Linked DNA regions of Homo sapiens: region 2 is linked to region 1. Evidence: chromatin contacts called from ENCODE Hi-C or POLR2A ChIA-PET data. All regions are on one chromosome and are shown on one strand. Each heading gives the region's core, a stretch centred on a gene start or an enhancer-like site at or near the end of the contact. The rest is flanking DNA. Distances are from core to core; before and after follow the strand shown. Region 1 overlaps LOC105370777 (a long non-coding RNA gene). Region 2 overlaps LOC105370777 (a long non-coding RNA gene).

Region 1 (7,571 bases), core at 3,348-5,847:
AAGACACATGCACTTGCATGTTCATCACAGCACTATTCAGCATAGCAAAGACATGGAATTAACCTAGGTGTCCATCAGTGCTAGACCGGATAAAGAAAATGTGGGATATACATCCCCATAGAATATTATGCATATGCAGCCATAAAAAATAATGAAATCATGCCCTTTGCAGCAACATGGATGCAGCTGGAGCCATTATCCTAAGCAAATTAACACAGGAACAGAAAACCAATCACCACATGTTCTCACTTGTAAGTGGGAGTTAAACACTGGGTACTCAAGGACAGAAAGATGGCAACAGTAGACACAAGGGACTACTAGAGGTGGAAGGGGGAGGGCAAATGTTGAAAAACGAACTGTTGGCTGCTACGCTCCATACTGTGTTCATTTGTACCCCGAACCTCAGCATCCTGCACTGTACCCAGGTAACAAACCTGCACATGTACCCCCTGAAGCTAAAATAAAATTGAAAAAAAAAAGCAACTACAAAAATAGATTATTGGTGATGTGGTAGATGTAGAAGCCAGACTGGGTTGTAATGAATGAGGTTGAATAGTTTTATTTCAGAATCTCAACTTTTCTCCTGCCTCTATGCTTATCTTAGCTGACATTCCTAGCTACAAAACCTAAAGCAAAATCTCATGTGCTATCCCGTTATTAAGGAGCAGGGGGAAATGGAGAGTGTAGCACAGAGGAAAGAGGAGCAACAATGAGGATGTCCTTATGCAAGCTGGTCACTGCTTGGTAACAAGCATCACTGATTGCTTGAATTTAAACAGCTCTAGCAGAGAGACTTTCTGAGAACAGTCTGCCTAGGAGGCAGAAGAGAGAAAAGTCTATTCCACCTTCAAGGGACCTCAGTCTGCTTCAAAGATACCGGGCACTTCCAGGGAGCATCTTTAAGTTCTGCAGGAAAAAGCCAAGGAAGCCAAAGCCCAGAAAAGCAGCTTGGTCAGCGTGCAGTAGCAGTGTCTATCCACCAGCTTGCCTCACACATGGGGCATCTTGACATTTAGTAGGGTGAGGGTGGCAGTGACAACCTGACTCCACAGTCATAGAAACAGCACAGAGCTAGGCAATTGTGCAGATGGAGACAGGGAGGCAGGAAGCACATTCACTGTGTACAGTATAGCATCCCACTCTGGGCCCATGGTTCTACCCGTGAACATGGATGTGCTCTTTGATCAGATCTACTCTTCTTTCTGTGTGCTTCAGCCATGGACATTCATGGCAAAGGAATTATTCTCTTTGCTAAAACAGAGATGCCCAGCTATACCCTATGAGAGCGGGTAATGGGTCAGCCATATACATCATGCTGCCACTAATGAGGAAAGAATCTCCCTCTCAGGAATAATTCTCTTGCGTCCAGACCCCAGAGAAGGCAAATACTTCATCCTCTCACTCCCATTTCAGAAATCATACTTTCTAACATACTGTCTGAGGAGGTACTTTATGAGGCTCCCAAACAATTTTTTTCGAGGGTGGTAAAGTTTGCAGAGAAATTGTATTCCAGGTGGGGCTCTTTGTAAGAGATGTGTACCTGGAGCTTAGTTTCATTTTATATACACATCATCCCGACTTCATCCTACTTACTACAATCTCAGTTTTTCAATTTCGTAAGAAACAGCCTACCATGGGAGAAAGAAAACTTAGAGTTTCAGGACCTGGGGGAGTTCTAGGCCTACCTCTTATTTGCTCTGTGTTTCTGGTGAAATTTCTTAAACTCTCAGGCCCATTCTCTATCTGCCTGTAACACTTTTACAGCCCCAGGTAAGTTCTGTGTGAAGTTTACACGTATATTCTTATGATTAGAGCCTCCCAAAGTGTGTGAGCTGGGGCAGTAGCATGTGGGAATATATGGTTGGAAAGATAAAGGGTGGCTACATAGATAGTCTGATTAAGATTAGCCTATTAAAGGAAAGCTCTACAAGATTAGGAAGGTATGCTTATGGCTTTAAACAGACCACTACTCAGGAAGCCACCAAATGGTATCAAATGTTGTACAGCATATTACTTGATCCTGGTCCCATCTAATGGGCAAAGAAGCTCAGAGGTTGGAGGAAAATGATTTAAGAAAGAAAGAACCGAGATTGTTATGTAAAGACATAGAGGCAGCTATGAAGTATGGGGGCCATTCTGCTGAGGAAATTTCAATGGAGTTATAACTCAGAGAGAGTCTTTCTTTTTACTCATACTTTATTCAATTAACAAGTATTTTTGAAGCACCCTTTGTATGTCTAGCACTGTTAGGTAGTGTGTAGGATATGGAGAGAATAAAAGATGTGGTCCTTTTCCCCCAAACTGATGAAATCTGGCTGCTGTTTTAAGATACCACATCCGTAACAATAAAGAAAAAAGCAATATATAATAAAGTGCATGTAGTAAATAAAACGAAAGGCACTAAGAAAGACATTTAATATAAAACAGTGTCTTCTTGGCCGGGCGCGGTGGCTCACGCCTGTAATCCCGGCACTTTGGGAGGCCGAGGCAGGTGGATCACAAGGTCAGGAGATCGAGACTATCCTGGCTAAGACGGTGAAACCCCGTATCTACTAAAAATACAAAAAAAAAAATTAGCTGGGCGTGGTGGCGGGTGCCTGTAGTCCCAGCTACTCAGGAGGCTGAGGTAGGAGAATGGCATGAACCCGGGAGGTGGAGCTTGCAGTGAGCCGAGATCACACCAGTGCACTCCAGCCTGGGCGACAGTGCGAGACTCCGTCAAAAAAAAAAAAAAAAAAAAAAAAAAAAAGTCTTCTTAATGGGCAGTGAAAAAAAGAGGATAACATAATAGTAGATAATGTTTATTGAACACTTACTGTGTAACAGGATCTTACATACACTACATTAAATCCTCATAATAATCTTAAGATGAAGAAAGTGAGGCAAAGGGAAGTTAGGTAACTTTACCAATGTCATACAGCTATTGAGTGGCAGAGACAGGAACAAAAATAATGAAGTCTAAAAAAGAGATCCATGTGGGCAGTCAAGAAACTTGAGATTTGCTGAAGATGGTGCTTGAGAGGTACCTGATGTTTAGTTTCATTCTACAGTCACATCATCTAGATTTAACAGAGTATAAGTTACTATAGGTCATCTTGTATTCCTTGAATCAGGTACTCGCTAGTCAGTGAATGGTTACTTGTCAAAAGGAAATGAGCTGAATAAAATGAGCTGGGGAGAGGTAGGGAGAGAAACATCGAAGTAATCACAGAAAGTGGAATGGCAGAAGTAGAAGTGGGAATAAGGATAACTCTGCCTTCATCCCCAGGGCAAGTCCTAGATTACATCCAGGAAGAAGTCCAGGGGCACAATTTAGCTTTGTGATACTACCTTGGAGATGGCAGAGCTGGAGCATGGACCAGGGCTCAATTCCCATAACTAAGACAGGAGCATGCTGATGTTTCATATTGACACTGTGAACAACAGACATCCTCTGACTTGGTGACTCGTCTTTGCTCTGCAAATACATATGCTACTGTAATTGCTAAAAAATTACTTTGGACTCGCAGTTCAAATGGCTAAGTAATGTGGCCTCAGGTTTTTCCCAGGAACTCTTGCCATGTTTAAACAAACCCCAAGAATGACTGGGTAACACCCTGAGAATTGGCACTCGGTGGTACGCCAACAGCTTGGCTATCCGGAACGCTTCTGTCTGACTGCTTTTCCAAATTCAGTGTCTCCCAATCCAACCACGAAATGGCTGAGAAAAATGCCTCCATCCATCTTTTCCAGGGCATTCACCTCTTCCACTTCCTCACATGACCCTTTCCTACTTCAGCTGCTTTAGTTGGACTGTTTTTCCTTCCTCACCCTCCCACTCACTTCACAGAGCCGGTTTTAGTTTCTATCTAGTGAACACCGCAGTGAAGGAAAGCCAACATTTTTTTCAATCAGGAGAGTGAAGAGTGGAACTAGCCATCAGGACAAACTTACTTCATCTAGCAAATGTTCATCTGCTATTTTAACATCTTAGTTAGATCATATGGCCGCGGCAGCCAAAGTCCACAGGGCAACAGGCTGTACTGATACAATTAGCCTATGTACCTTCCCATTCCTGGAAGTGCTTTTCCTTGATTATCCTTGAATATCAACAGTTCTTAATTTCCAAAGACAGGACATATAACCTAACTCCCAAATCCCACAAAGAGAAGAAAAACCTGGCTCCCATCCACTCCTATGTTCCCAGCAACAGTCCCATAGACTCTACTTCTTCACAGTTTCGCTGAACAGTTACACTGAACTTTTCCACCACTTATACACTTGGTTGGAGCCAACATGTGTTCCTCCCGTATCATGTTTTTAGTAATTAGAAAGTAATTCTCTGAAGCAGAGAATGCTCTGGTTTGCCAAGAACAAGCTCTGTTGATGACTTCTGAGTGCTGCAAAGGGTTTTGCTGTGGGCTCCATTACAAAAATAATCACTTCGCTGACTACAGAGTCAATTTACTCCCTCAACGTGGGCCACCATTTGCCTAGCATTCTCCTAAAAGAATTTCCCTTTGAAAACTGGAATTTTGTAAACAGTTCATAGTCAGATCCAAGTTAGCTAGAGGTAATGAAGGTCTTTATTACCACTTTTAAATATCAAATGTTGGAATCAATGAAGTAGAATGAGCTCATTATTACTCACCAGATGGTATGAGGAGTCATGAAAGATAATCAAACATTCTTTAGTTTGACAAACAGTGGGTTTCCCAGCCCCCTAAATAGTCTTTTCTCCATTCTAGATATTAGGGTAAGCATATGATTATTGTCAATGTATACAGGTAACCAGTGCTGGATTCACACAGAACTATGAAATCAGCAAAGCTGACCTTCACTGTGTCTCCCATCCTGAATGTATTTTCCAGCTTTATAGTTTCCCTTCAACTTTCATTTTGAGATGCCTTTATTCTAAGGCTTCTCTATAAAATATAGGAGAGTGTTAATGGCTGAAACATTATTTTTTTTTCAAATCTATTTTTATGGTATTCTTTTTTTAAATTTTATTATTATTATACTTTAAGTTTTAGGGTGCATGTGCACAATGTGCAAGTTTGTTACATATGTATACATGTGCCATGTTGGTGTGCTGCACCCATTAACGCGTCATTTAGCATTAGGTATATCTCCTGATGCTATCCCTCCCCTCTCCCCCTACCCCACAACAGTCCCCGGTGTGTGATGTTCCCCTTCCTGTGTCCATGGACTGACACATTATTGATGTTCATAGGAAAGTTGTTTTAGCCTGATGGGATTTTCTAAGATGCATGCGTGAAATTCTAGGCACCAGCCATCAGGGGGAGCAGTTGTGGTTTTGTGTGGTGGGTCTTCCTGGTCTTTGCGGAATCAGAATTTAGTCTTACAGTTTCCTGCAGGTGAATAACCTACTTTACCAAAATGTGGAGATGGCTCATTCATTACCTGAAGAAGAACAAGGATGCAACTACTGTTCTTTAATGCTAATATGGAGCATCACATTGTCATTTGTAGTTAGGAATGACTTTCCCTGATAATAATGTCTGTTAGGTTCTGGCAACATTCTTTCAGACCTGTAAGTCTTGGGTAATAGTCACTGGATAATATTCGTAGTTCTCTCCCGCAGTGAATAAGTGGTGAAGGTTAAATTATTCCAAAAATGGATGTGGGCAATATTTAAGAAATTCTGATTTTATGACTTATGTTGCCTTGAAATATAATATTTTAATCATATATTTATATAATTTTTACTTAAAAGGAACTCAAAATACATTGCAGATGTTATTAAGGTGAGGAGTATAGCACCATAGTAGCTAGGATTTATTGAGTGTTTCCTACGTGCCAGGAGCTTCAAACAATTCTACATCCACATGGCAATCCTAATAAATAGATATTATTTTTATTTATTTATTTATTTATTTATTTATTTATTTATTTCGACGGAGTTTCACTCTTGTTTCCCAGGCTAGAGTGCAATGGTGCAATCTCGGCTCACTGCAACCTCCACCTCCCGGTTCAAGTGATTCTCCTGCCTCAGCCTCCCATGTAGCTGGGATTACAGGCGCCTGCCACCACGCCTAGCTAATTTTTGTATTTTTAGTAGAGACGCGGTTTCGCCATGTTGGCCAGGCTAGTCTCGAACTCCTGACCTCAGGTGATCCGCCCGCCTCGACCTCCCAAAGTGCTGGGATTACAGGCATGAGCCACCACGCCTGGCCCTATTATTTTTTCTAATTAACAGATGAAGGAACATATTAAGCAATTTGCCCAAAATCACAGGCAAGAATTTGAACCCTATTAGTCTGACTCCAGAGCTTGGGTCTTAGCAGCACCAAAGGTAACAGTACCTATGTTTAAAAGGATAAAATTAGGAATTTATTGAAAAATATAAGTGGTCAAGCTGGGATGGAAAACTAGTTTTGTTGTTGGTCTTTTTTCATTCCCAAGCAAGAACATGTTTTACTGCCTATCCCACTGAATTCTAGCCAAAGATTTCTCTGTAATAGAACAATAGAATAACTTTCCAAAATATGGTAAGAATGCAGATAGACTAGCAGTGGAGTAAATTCCCTTTCTCAAAGCAGGCAAGGAGGGTGCAGAGGGGTTAATCCTGATGACCCTTGTCAAGGGAGGACACTCCCAGATATAGCCTAGGCCATAAGGCCCAAGTCTCTTCTCTTTCTGAAATTCTGCTCTATCCCCTTTTAGCTTGTGAACCCAAAACTGGAAAGCTGCTTGGCTCTGTTTCCTCAGTTTTTGTTCTTGACATAGCAATCCAACGTTACTTACTCTTCATTTACTCTACACCTACCCCATCCGTCCTCAACAGACCATGATATCAGACCTTGGTTTTTAATTCCCCTCCCTTTCACTTAGTGCTTTAGGAAAGACATTGTTGACATTGGACCAAACCTCACTATTATTAACTCAGACCTGAGATACTTCTTCTGGTATATAACATTGTTTAACAGATTTCAAATACTCCAAACTGGATTTTCTTAAACCTCTAATGCAGCAGAATCATAGAGATCTTTAAAAATATGGATTCTAAAGAAAACATGACCTTGAAATAGACATATAGTTACAAAATAGGAAACAAAAAGCGTTAAATGAGAATGCACATTTCATGACAATTACTCGAACTTACACATGTAATTCTGTGAACTTTTCTGTGTGTTATACTTTAAAAAAACAAGTTTACCTTCAAAAGTATATGTTTCTGGGGTTTTTCTCCAGGCCTCATGAGTCAGCAATTCCTGCATTAGAGTCCAGGAAATTTTATTGTTAAATTGTCCTTAGTCATTGAGATAAGCAATTAGTTTGGCGAAGTACCAAAACTCCTAGGAGAGCAAATAGTATGTTAAGAATTCTAAGGCCAGGAGGATGAGGTTTATTTCCCACACAGAGAATGATTCTGGAAAACAATTAGATTGGGAAAATGTGCATTTCACTCCTACAAAGTCATGTGCCACTGCCTGGATGAACAGAGTATATATGTGATGCAGCCCCCTATTTTAGTCCACTAAGAGCCACCTTTCTTCTTTCAACTGCAGCCTATAGCTGTAGAGACAAGAGCAGAACTGCAGAATGTCACCATTTGAGAGGCCCTTTAC
Region 2 (7,571 bases), core at 3,778-6,277, 74 kb after region 1:
AGTGATCAAGACTCCTTCTTGGGGGGTACCCAGGAAGGTAGTCTCTGCCCTGAACTTGGCTCTTTTCTCAGAGCAGACTATGTGACATTTAATTTCTTCACTGAAAAGAAAGATGTGCTGTTTATAGGGCCAATATAACCACAGGAAATAGCAGAAATCCTGAATTTAGAAATGGTAAAATTCCTGAGAGTTGAAGGCTTATTGAAGACTGTGAAAGATCATCTCTGGAAACAGTAGATAGGAAGCCATGAATAAAGCCAGTATCAACCATTGTTATGGGGATGAAGCTACAGGACAGGTCTCACTGGCCTCAACTTAGACTTAGCTCCAGAGTCAGCTAATATCTTTCCCAGGAAGAGAAACTTGGACAAGATTCAGCATAAACATTATCCTGGACCTTGCTGGGCATTCTTCTCTTAACAGAGTTCATCTGAGCCTTCAAAGCATTCATATTGCTGGAAAGTTGCCATTGTAGCCTCCTGTAAGCCTTCTCATAATGAACCAGACAGCCATATGGAAGAGAGTGGATCATCAAGTTGGAGTGACAAGCACGGACTTCATCATCAAAGATCCACCTAGGCCTTTGCTCAGTGCTCTATCAAAATGTAGGATTTGGATACCAAAGTGCACCAAATGGCAAGGACTGGGGGTTCTGAATAATAGGTCTTGGTCTAGACAAGCCCAATGGAGCAGGCGTGGCCTCTACCATAAGCTCTCAACTTGGCTCAGACTTATAGACCTAACTTCACCCTGACATCTTCATCTTCCTTCTCCACCCTCTTCTTAACTCCAAACACAATGATAGCCTTCTCCTCTCCAACACTTAATGGTTTTTCTCATTTTAGTGCTAAAGGTCTTTGGACAGTTTCTGTCAAGTACTAGCCCTGCTTGTCTGCAGATCCAGAGAGCCTTAATTGACAGATTCAACTGTGCCTATTCCTGAACCAATTCTGATCAAGAAAGTGGTCCCACCAGTCAGTGCTGACAGGAATTAGTCTTTTGCTGTCAACTAATGGTTTCCAATTAGGGCAACTTTTTCCACCCAGAGATATTTGTCAATGTCTGGAGACATCTATGGTTGTCACAGCTGAGGGAATATTAATTAATAGCACCTAGTGGGTAAAGGTGAGGAATGTCATTAAATACCCTACAATGCAGAGGGTAACCCCCCACCAACAGAGTACTGTCCAGCCCCAGCTGTTCACAGCGCTGAGTTTGAGGAGCCCTACTCTACCTAGTCCCAGGGATGAGGCATGGGAACCCATGCACAAACTGAGTCAAGCTTTCCTTTACTGCCCTATTGTGTTCTCCTTGTCGGTTTGATTTCAGCCTGGTGTACCTGCTTCAGGCTCTGGTTTTCCCTGCTGAGTCCAGAGTCTCGCCTAGGGCCTTGCCTGTTTGTCAGATACCTTGGTTTATGGCAGACCCCTCACCTGGATCTCCAATTGGAGTTCTATCTATATAGATCCACAAAGCCATAATTCATTTAATTTTCAGTATTCTTGCTGCAAGAACCCTTTCCACCAATCCCTACTTACCTGACCATAGTCCAGGAACAAAAACAGTGAAGTCAGCCTGATTTCCAGTGCTTTGGGATATAATATTCTGGACTTCTGACTGCTTTTCTCAGGGGTCATCCTACACCCAACCTGGTTGCCATTTCTTACCACCCCCCAAAATCTGTCCCTGAGGTCCCAAAGTGACTTGAGGCTGAGCTGACCCCCAGGATGCTTTGAGGGAAGAATTTCTAAGGGAGCAACACTAAGCACTATGCTTAGGGTAGCACTGTGCTGGGCAGACACTTTAACCCAAGCTCTAAAGCCATGATGAGTCAGTCCAAGACACTATTCTCGAATAATAACGGCAACTTCTTATGAGCCACCCAAAGTAATGTCTCTCTCTTTAGTAACTATTTCAAATTTTTGTGTGATTAGCCATTCTCCAACTCTGGGTGTAGAGAACAAACCCATAGCTATTTCCCTGGAAGGGACAGCCACACACCCTGCCAGGATATCCTGCTGCCCCCAGGCACTATATGAAGACATACCCATTCCTCCCTGCCATGGCAGAGAAAGTCCTTTCCAGAGAAGAACTTTGGTTTCTTGGCCTTGTTCCAGACTGAACCAAAAGAGGAAACGAAATAGACAAAGCACCAGATGGAGAGTAACTAGTCAGAATGATTCAGTCCACAAACACCTCCATATCTAAGAAATGAGCACAGGTTTCCAGCACACTAAGGTACATCTGGGTGGGGTGACAGCAATAGGTGCTCATTTGAAGCAGTTGGAGATCATGGTACACAAAACCAGCCTTCGAAGTAGTATGTTACCGCAAGAGCCATGGCCACTTTGAAGTAAAATCAAATTGTCATTGGTGAGATGAAGAAGCTGTGGAATTTCAACCTGGTTGGTTTCAGCACTTGCTGTTACATTTGCACTGCTGTTTAAAATGCTAGTTCTATTGGATTCTGAGGATACTATACAAAAAAAATTCCCAAGAATAAATAAAGAAGTAGTACCCCAAGCACAGGAAATGATCATCAAAACTCATCCTTTCCTATAGTGAAAGGATTACTATTTCACTATTACTATAGTGAAATCAGTAATTTTCACAAGGAATCTGCATCACCAGCAATCCTCCCTGGGGAAAAAAATGGAAGTGAATAAACAGATAAAACCTAAAATAGGGGCTGGGCACGGTGGCTCACGCCTGTAATCCCAGCGCTTTGGGAGGCCGAGGCGGGTGGATCGCGAGGTCAGCAGATGGAGACCATCCTAGCTAACACGGTGAAACCCCGTCTCTACTAAAAAAAAATACAAAAAATTAGCCGGACATGGTGGCGGGTGCCTATAGTCCCAGCTACTTGGGAGGCTGAGGCAGGAGAATGGCGTGAACCTGGGAGGCAGAGCTTGCAGTGAGCCGAGATCGCACCACTGTACTCCAGCCTGGGCGACAGAGCGAGACTCCGTCTCAGGGAAAAAAAAAAAAAAAAAAAAAAAAAAAACCTAAAATAAGGCAACCATTTCAAATAATGTAATAATAAAATCTAAAATATTACACCCATTTGAAAGAACACAAAGATATAACCTAAAATATTGCAACAATTTTAAAGGTTCTATAGATCTAAAGTAGCGGCTTCACGCTTTTTGAATATAATTCTAAATAGCACAATGCTTCCTTTTAATTCTTTTGGATTCCTGGAGAGACAGCTCCTGGCTGAGTATCAGTTGAACACACAGGTTGTCTAGGCTTTTCAATGATGGTGATGGACTTCTTTTAAGCTATCCAAATTTTTTCTTCGAAATCAACATCCTTGATTTATGTCAGCAAAAAAGCAGCTTTCTGGGGTTTCAGTTACACCTGAGCTCTGTCCATTGCCAAGCCCATATGTACCAAGGAGTTTCAGATGCAGGAAGCCCAACAGCATGAATTATTCTGAGACATCACCAGAGAACACAAATAGGCTAGGGCATCAGATCAGCAAGTCATAACTAAGCTTTCAAGCTATAGCTGACAATGAAAATAACCCCAGAAGTCTTGAGAAGCACAACCTATAAAGCAGAGGAGTGTGCTTTTCTGGAGTGAGCATGATCCAGATTTACCAGAGGAAGCATGTCAGCTGTAAACACACTCTTAGCAGCTCCATCCTAACCTGTTCCAGGCTCTTTGGGGACTGACAATCTCATCACCTGCATAGCTTGCCACAAACTTCCACGCTAAGGCATTTGCACGTAAACTGACCTTCACACTTCAGCTAATATCTTCACTGCACAATGAAATGAATGTGAACTAGAAAATCAAATTCTGTGTAAAAATAGGCAAGTCTCTTCCCAAATAAGAACAAAAGCCAAAAATTCACCTTATAAATGAGCTTTAGGAATAAGTTTTATGCTATTTTATTTTTATAGTTCATGAGGGTTCTGCAAATACTATAGCTAATCCAGTGTCACCTCCAACAGGATCTTCCAGGTAGTTGTGATTTATGTCTTTATTAGTCATGTTAATTACATAACAATACCTAAAGGGCTGCTTCTTGCATTCATTGCTTGCTCACACCACAGTAAAAAAATAATCATCACCTGACTGGTATCACAAAGCTTTCTTTCCACTACACTGGAACATTTTTACTCATCTCACACGATGATTTCAGAAGGACTGGAAGTCCATGGGATGGGTGCTTGAGCCATTTGAAGTGGCCTGTGTGTCAGTCAAAACCATTGCACCTAATCCACCTGAACAGGGTATGTAACTTCTTGCCTGAGTTGAGTCTTCTTTACCACAGCAGACTAAGGCAGGCTTTTATCCCCGTCATGGGTGAAAGCTTTAGCAACTGCTGCTCTCTTTCCATGTGGAGGATCATACATTATCACTGTACTTCTGGCCTCTCACCAGAGTCCCGTTCATTCACCCCTTGACAGCATATATAAGCCACATCCTGTAACTTCAGCTTTATCGGTAATAAAGATGATGTTTTGGTGTATGATTGCCTTATTCCTTTGTCTTATTTCTCAGTTGTGTTTGAATTTGGCCACAAAAAAAGGACTTTCCTTAGAATAGTCTAACATTTGGTGGATTGGTTGGAAACACTGAGAAACATAACAAATGGCTGAAGTGGGAAAAATAAAACAAACATTAAATGATCTTGAGCGGTTCTGGGCTTTGGATTTTTTTGTGTGCATGAGAGAGATGTTTTGACCTTAGTGGATTGCGGAGGCTTTTATTAGCTCATAAGGTTGCTTTTTATAATTTCACACTTGGCTTTTTAAAAATTCTATGACTTGGAAAAGGGGCCTTAGGCTTTAGGACATAATATTTCAACCCCGACAGATAATTACAGCTTGTCCAGTGGTAGCTTTATATGGACTGTTTTTTATATGTAGTTGTTTGTTTTATAGATTGTGACAGCCTAAAGCAAGATTCCATTGCCCTCAACAAAGACGTAACACTCAGGGAAAATACCAGGACAATTCAGCTTTGACAAAGTAGTGGCTGGGGGACTCAGAAAGCCTGGGGCTCAGCCAAGTCACATGTGCAGGAATGTCATCAGCAGACACCAATTGCACGAGACTTAGAAAAGGCCTGCCTTAAGTGGATGCAGGGAATCTCATGGTGAAGTCTTTCCCCTAAACAGTACAAGCCACTTGTCTTATCACACACATGCTAGTGATTCAGGGACCTCAGCCTATGCTAGTAGGCAGCAAGGCCACATATTTAGTTAGTGGCTGAGCAGGGATCTGAATACAGGCTGGATTTGCCCCAGAATACAAGCTCTCAATCAACTGTATTATTAGTTTTCTTTTGCTGCTGTATCAAATTGCCAGGAACTTAGTGACCTAAAACAGCACAAATTTATTATCTTACACTTCTGGAGGTCAGAAGTCCCAAGTGGGATCTACTAGGCTAAAATCAAGATGTTGACAGGGCTGCAGGCCTTCTGAAGCATCTAGGAGAAAATCCATCTCCTTGATTTTTCCAGCTTCTAGAGGCCACCTGTATTCCTTGATTCATCCTTAAGGAAGTAGCGTAGCAGCTGTAAATCTCTCTAACTCTGACCCTCTTGTCTTCCTCTTATAAGGACCCTTGTGATTATATGGAGCCTTTCTAGATAATCCAGGATAATCTGCCCATCTCAAATCCTTAATGATGTCTGAAAAGTCAAAGTAACGTATGACAGGGTCCATGGGATTAGGATGTGGATATGTTTGGGAGGAGGTTCTTCCATCTACCATTCCAGGACTCATTCAGCCTCCCCTTCATGTTGACATTGCATCTGGGGCCATAGTTTTTGACAATATACTAAGCCCCACATTCTGAGAATGTAATTTTTTCTGGGATAATTGCTTTAGAGGATGAGGTTTGGCTTCTTTTCTCAATATGGTAGGTGTGGCCCACCAGTGAAAATAATAACTGCTTGAAACTTTTCATCAGTAAAGTCATCAGAAACCCAGCATATATTTTCTGCAGTCCTGCAGGAACCACACCAGCCTCAAGAAGAGCGAGCCCCAGCTGCAAGCCCTGGCAGGACCCCTCACTCTGCTAACACTGTGGAGACCCCTCACCCCAACCCTTAATGGGAAGTCAGTATATAATTAGTCACGTTGGGTTGGGCTTTTAATTCACCAAAGCAGTAGAGTTTGATTCAGACTTTAATTCACTTGGGTTTTGTTAACATTAGACTTAAACTTGCGAAGGGACTAATGTATCGATTTTAATTCTTCTGAGAGAATTTCACAGAGGGAGGAACTATATTCAAATTTGGGGCATCCTCGCTTTCTTGGCATTTTATTCGTGGAGTTTCTCTCTGCATTTTCACTTAATTTTATTTCATAACTTCCAGTAGGTTATATTGGACAGTTACTTCCAATAGATTATATTGAACAGTTGTAGCAGGACAGCACTGAGCAAGGGAAACAGAATAGAAAGAATATTTTTGGCCTTGGAGTCCATTTAATTACTGCATTGTTCTGACCCATTTCAAAGCCTCCTGCAGAAAAATCTCATCTCAGCAGGAGGAAGCCTGCCCAAACCAGCCCTGCTGGGTAAGTTGCTTTAAGTCCAGCAGGAATCAGTGTCTGTAGTGGTGGAGATGAAGCAGGCTGCAGCATGCTATTGCTGAATGGGTTAAAGCTCCAGGACTCCAGGAGGCATCTTTACTTTACAGTCCTCTTACCTCTCTCACCTAGGGCCCCTAGAGTTGTGACAGCCAAGAAATAAGCCACATTCTCTAATATCAGGTGTGTTCATTGAAATGGTGATACTTTGAACTCTAGCTGACTTATTATTTGTCTTTTCTTTTTTCAGTTGGATCCAAATTTAAGTGAAAAATGGGGCTGTTATTTATTGGGACCCCACGAAATTCCCCCTAATTTTTTTTCTCTAGATTGTTATACTGGCCTTCTAGTGGGTCTCTTTCTTCAGTCAGTTCTTGAGGCCTGTGCTGTAGGCATTTGAGTTTGTCATCTTTTGCTTACAGCAGAAGAGCTTAACCCTTTTTGAGACAGGAACCCCTGTGAAAGTCTGGCAGATCCTGAGGACCCCTTTCAGAAATAATATCTTTAAATATGTAACATAAAATACACAAGATTACAAGTAAAATAATCACACTGAAATACAGTTCTCAAAAATGTTTTAAAACAAAATTTACCCTCAGCAGGTGATGATAATTAAGGTAGGAATTAGTGTAGCTTCAAAGAGGATATAAAACATAATTAGTTCTGTAGTTGTGAACGCTATAATTTAAAAAAATCTGCAGGGAAATCAATATAGAAATATAGAGCTTTTTTCGTGGGGGCGTGCAAATATACAATTCATATAATTTATATGAATCCCTATTATTACATTAACATGATTTAGTACTTAACCTATAAGCACCATAATTTAAATATGCTGATAGCACAAATGATATTTCAAGATATCTCTAGCCACCATAACAGAATATGGAAAGATCTATGATCTGTATTTGTAACAAAGTCATAGGAAATAATTCAGATGCGATGTGTTGCCGACATTCATAAATGAAGAAAACGGCAAATTTCAGTTAGAGGTTAGTGAAATATATGTTTCTTTCCAAA

Evidence for each region. Hi-C counts contacts between places; a loop is a spot of excess contacts on that map. ChIA-PET counts read pairs that join two places held with the same protein, here RNA polymerase II (POLR2A). Pooled maps may share reads with other maps.
Region 2: a loop to region 1 is called in a pooled map, with 6 times the contacts of the local background. The contact joins two enhancer-like sites. A Hi-C loop is called at or near these places in 4 of 168 maps with a recorded cell type or tissue (OCI-LY7, PC-9, astrocyte of the cerebellum and 1 more), 1 of 37 single-sample maps with no recorded cell type and 2 of 50 pooled maps. POLR2A ChIA-PET finds 5 or more read pairs at or near these places in 5 of 52 experiments (BJ, PC-3, PC-9 and 2 more).

Annotation. Positions count from the first base shown.
Region 1 is chr15:39,120,819-39,128,389 of GRCh38, forward strand. The region is part of intron 1 of LOC105370777 (a long non-coding RNA gene); the gene reads right to left. Among named protein-coding and RNA genes, the nearest start is that of LINC02915, 130 kb to the right of the region's middle. Within about 2 kb of position 4,598, at least 5 of the 41 ENCODE cell types and tissues checked have a DNase peak (open chromatin) inside an H3K27ac peak, as active enhancers do.
Region 2 is chr15:39,194,229-39,201,799 of GRCh38, forward strand. The region is part of intron 1 of LOC105370777 (a long non-coding RNA gene); the gene reads right to left. Among named protein-coding and RNA genes, the nearest start is that of LINC02915, 53 kb to the right of the region's middle. Within about 2 kb of position 5,028, at least 5 of the 41 ENCODE cell types and tissues checked have a DNase peak (open chromatin) inside an H3K27ac peak, as active enhancers do.